Linked DNA regions of Homo sapiens: region 2 is linked to region 1. The links are chromatin loops, found by intact Hi-C in ENCODE. Cell type or tissue: GM12878. All regions are shown on one strand.

What was found. A loop is a pair of places that touch in the nucleus more often than their neighbours do. Peaks named below come from ENCODE experiments on the same cell type or tissue, not always from the same donor. Only the 100,000 strongest peaks of a DNase experiment are listed, where the experiment ranks them.
Region 2: a loop joins it to region 1, with 2.6 times the contacts of the local background. A loop is called at or near these places in 13 of 110 quality-filtered maps.

The regions. Positions count from the first base shown.
Region 1 is chr5:116,075,411-116,077,910 of GRCh38, reverse strand. No RefSeq gene overlaps it. Among named protein-coding and RNA genes, the nearest start is that of COMMD10, 8.4 kb to the left of the region's middle. RefSeq lists an enhancer at 1,243-1,392. In GM12878, no CTCF peak of the experiment used is centred here; a DNase peak (open chromatin) is centred at 1,250; H3K4me3 peaks cover 303 bases.
Region 2 is chr5:115,548,217-115,550,716 of GRCh38, reverse strand. No RefSeq gene overlaps it. Among named protein-coding and RNA genes, the nearest start is that of FEM1C, 4.7 kb to the right of the region's middle. In GM12878, a CTCF peak has its summit at 1,385 (motif pointing left); a DNase peak (open chromatin) is centred at 1,346.

The DNA of each region.
Region 1 (2,500 bases):
TGGTGCGCACCTGTAGTCCCAGCTACTCAGGAGGCTGAGACAGGAGAATCACTTGAATCCGGGAGGTGGAGGTTGCAGTGAGCCGAGATCGTGCCACTGCACTCCAGCCTGGTGCCAGAGTGAGACTGTGTCTCAAAAAAAAAAAAAAAAACAGAAGCAAGAAACAGAGAATAGTATCCAGGGTGTAGGCCACATTTTCCCATAAAAAACAATATTTATGTTCACCCACCCTTAAACAAATGGAGGGTGGGGAAGAGGATGAGAGGGAAATATTTATTAAAATGTAGCAAAAATACACTTTATAATATATGAACAGATCCCCTCCTAATGTATTCTCAAACTTAAAAGTTGAAGACCATCTCAAATTATCACTCGTCCATTTTCATTTGCACCTAGTTTTTCCCGTCCTGCCTCCCAGAGGTCTGTGCCATTAACAGGACCGATATTTACACATAGGATGTGTGAAAGACAGAGTGCTTTCTTCAGTAATTTTCACCTGTGAACACCATTTGAAAAGAATCGGTGGACATGTCAGAGTGAGGCAAGATTACAGACTCCCTTTTACGCCACAGCTAGTAAAAAAAACTAAAAAAAGTAAACATCATAAATAGACAACAGGAAAAAGAAATCAACTTATTAACAGCAAACAAACAAACAAGCATAAGTTAATACTACACTTGAAAAATGATCTGACGAGAAAAGAAACCGAACTTCTGCCTTAGCTAAGCTGGATCCTAAAGGTGGTCCCCAACTTGCTGAAACTGTGCTAGGAAAAGAAGGTTTCCACAAAACCATGAGCGTTCTCTTTATATCCCCAAACTTGGAGAGGAGCAGAATTGGAGGTATATAGTCAGCCAAGAAGAAATCATGAAAAATACCTGGAGAATATAAATGCCTGAGGCTGATGCAGGACTAGCGGAGTCCAGAGGAAGCTCCGGAGGTCACTCTTTTGATGTATCTGAGTGAGGGAAAAAGTAGAGCAAAAAGGCAGAAAAACAAAATACATCTAATTATCTCAAATGATGAATAGGAAGCTATGAAAGTTGAAGATAAAAGAGAAAATAAAAAATAAGACACCCACACAAAAAGCCAGTGGAAAAGATGATTACATTGAAGCTACAGTGAAAATAGCCTTCCCTCACCCTGCCTGCCTTAATGTTAACACTGGCTGAAACCCACAGGCACTCTGATTCTTTCTCTATACTAAGTGGAAATGAAAGAATGAAATGGGGAAGTAAAAACCAGGGCTGACTCAGGAAGAATCAGAGGTTCCGGGACTCTACCATTAAAGGAGGACTGATCTGAAGCCTGGGGGATACCCCCTCAGCTACTGGACATGCCCATACCAGTCAAGTGAATCTTGATACAAGACAGTTGACAAAATCTCAGAACTAAGAAAGTAAAAACTAAAGCCACTAATAAATGCTACCCTCAACCCTAAGCTTTTATTAAAAAGTAGAATGGAATATTGAGTCATCAAGCTAGCATAGATGGAAAGACAAATCAATCTCACATTAAAAAGAACCAAGAAGACATACCAGAGAAAATAGAGGTCTGGGCAGAGCTGTTCATGCTAAACACAAGTAGGATAGGAAGAAATGCCATGACAGTTGTGTAATAATTTTACAGGAAAATACATAAAAGGTATAGAGTATGCAAAAAACAAAAATTCCACTTGAATCCTTCTTGAGATAGAACTTAAGAAGGAAATTAATTCAGTGAAACGAGCTAAAAGACAACTTGACAAAATATCAAAATTAGATGTAAAACACGGAAATCAAAGAAAGGATTAAAAACACCATTTCTTATGATGTAAATTAGAAACTGCAAGGAAAAGACTGCACACAATTTTAAATTGAATTATGGACAGGGCAGAGGGGCTATTCAGAGTGAATGCAAAGAATGAGACAAACACAAAGTAGATACTAATAACAAAAACCAACCTAAAGATTACTGTCTCCAAGGCAAAGAACCCAACAAATAGACACAAAAATACTTTCAAATATGATAATAAGGAGTCTGACTCCATTTTTGATGTTGGCTGACAGATTTCAAGCCCCACTACTCCCTCTTCCCCTTCTGCCCCACATCTGGGCAAAGTGTTAAGCCCAGCTGTTTCCTTCTCTGGCACTGATGAGAAATTCAAGCCACGTAAGCCCCTGACTGCAACAGGGAAACCTCATCCTGGCCCGACCCCCAACCACCATAAAGCCCCAGGCCAATTGGCCTTCCCTGCTGTCGTAAGCCATTTTTGGTTTTGCTTGAGAGTCTGCTCTGCTCTCCCCAGAAAACCTCATTATGTAAGTAATAAATCTTGTTACATACCTCCCTGCTGCATGAATGGCATCATCAGTCTAGACACCTGTGTCAGTCTGTTTTCACACTGCTGATAAAGACATACCCAAGACTGGGCAATTTACAAAAGAAGGAGGTTTAATGGACTCATAGTTCCACGTGGCTGGGGAGGCCTCACAATCATGGCAGAAGGCAAAAGTCATGT
Region 2 (2,500 bases), 530 kb after region 1:
TTTCTCCTACAGACCATCAATTCCTCAAAAGTAGAGATTATGTCATATTCATCCAGTATCTAACATAGTACATAATAGGATTCCATAACTTTGTTTTATTGGGGTTTTTTTTGTTGTTGTTTTGTTTTGTTTTTAGACAGGGTCTGGCTCTGTCACTCAGGCTGGAGTGCAGTGGCGCAATCTCAGCTCACTGCAACCTCCGCTTCCCAGACTCAAGCCATCCTCTCACCTCACCCTCCTGAGTAGCTGGGACTACAGGTGTGCATCACCATGCCTGCCTAATTTTTGTATTTTTTGTAGAAATGGAGTTTTGCTATGTTGCCCAGACTGGTCTTGAACTCCTGAGCTCAAGCAGTCTGACAGCCTAGACCTCCCAAAGTGCTGGGATTCCAGGATTCAATAATTTTTAAGGTGGTGAATGAATTTATGACAATTAAAATATCTCACCTTGAGCAAATTATCAGTGTTAATAAAGCGGACTTATATGAGAAAGACATTTCTAAATAGCACAAGAAGCGTACACCTTGCTATGCTATTTTTGTGTAACTTTTAAATTCATGAAAGTAGATTCTTTTCATACTTTTCTAAATAGAACTATGCCCAGTTAGTTACCAAAAACTAGAGATTTAAAAAAAATTCATCCTGGCCATTTCTCAAATTAGAACAAGTTACCAAAGTATACCAAAACCGTGCAAGCAAACTGTTTCACTGAGGTTTCTGGTTTAAATATAGACTGGCAGGAATTAAATGTTTGACAATCCCCAGAAGGAATACTATAGAAGGAATGTTCTACTAATTCAAGGATATTGCACAGACCAAAAAAATCCCAAGGGTAGCCAGGTAAATTTGGGAAACTTGGCGGTATCATTTAACACATACAAAACCAGTAAGAATTTTCAAAAAATATAATATCAAGTGGGTTCAATGTTTGGTGAAGTCAATAGTGCCTTGCTGGTGGTGACAGATTGGTCTAAGTCTTCTAGGAAATAGTATAACAATGTATATGAAAAGCCAAAAAGACATTCTGTAATCCAACTCTTGGAAATTTATCCCAAGGCAATATGTGAGAAGAAGAAAACAACTTATAGGCCTGAAAATGTTCATTGTTCTATAATTAGGGTGTCCCCTTTTTGCTGATCCAATTCCTCCTCCCCATCAGCCTTTCAGGTAAGGGGTAATGTCTCCTCTGGGCTTACATTATAAAGCCTTGGGCCTAGGGAAATGCTCTGGATGCAAGTAACACTTTGCTCCCCCGTCGGGGAAGCCTGAATATTCACCTTGGCTCCCGGAAGTGGTTCCCCTTTTTGTCTGTCATCTCTGGGTACTTACCTGAATGGGTAATTCAGAGGCTGTCTCTGGTCCCTTTCCCCTTTTCCAGTCTTTGGCTCCCCCTACAGACCCCTTAAAAATGAGTCTTCCTGTTATGCCCCAGTAGCATTCTGTGGCTTTCAGGAAGACAGTAATTGCTGATTTAACCAGACATCAAAGTCTTAATAACCAAACCAATCCAAAGCAAACCAACCAAACCAAACAAAAAAGTTGTCCCTCCCATTGATGGAAGGTAGAAAAGAGGTGGGCATTTAGAAACACAATGTAAAATCTATATAAAAGGAAATTTAGTTGATTTTCTATTTAAGAAAAAAAAAATCAAAGATTGGAAGAACAAATGTTCTTTAGAAATGGAAATGACTTCCAATAGGGGGTTGTGAATAAGTCTCCAAACATTTCAATTAAGTCTTCAAACATTTTTACTCATGCACATGAGATGCTATCTACCCTCCTACATATTTTTCAATTGTCACCTAAAATTTTTCATCATAAGTTTAAGTATTCGCAAAGGTTGCAATTTTCCGCAAAATGTAAAAATTAACATTTTTAAATAAAACATGCTTTTAAATGAATCCAACGAAATCTAAATATCATAGCAGTTATGCTTACTATGAACCATTTAAAAAAATATATGAACAAATTATTATTTACCTATAGGATATTTTTACATAATTTATTTTCTCTTCGCATTTATAATTCCATTCCACATCCCATTCCTCAGGAATATATCCTAATTAATGTACTTTTATGTTTGAATATGTTTTTTGTTTTTGTTTTTGAGACAGTATCTCGCTCTGTTACCTAGGCTAGACTGCAGTGGTGCAATCACAGCTCACTGAAGCCTCAACCTCCCAGGCTCAAGTGATCCTCCCACCTCAGCCTCTGGAGTAGCTGGGACTGCAAGCATGTACTTCCATGCTTGGCTAATTTTTAAGTTTTTTGTAGAGACAGGGTCTCACTCTGTTGCCCAGCCTGGTCTTGAACTTCTGGGCTCAAGCAATCCTCCTGCCTGGGCCTCCCAAAATGCTGGGATTACAGGCGTGAGCCACTATGCCTAGCTGAATGTGTTTTATGAATCACTCTATTATATTTCTCTGCAATGAAAATACATATAAAAGCCAGGCACAGTGGCTCATGCCTGTTATCCCAGCATTTTGGGAGACCAAGGTGG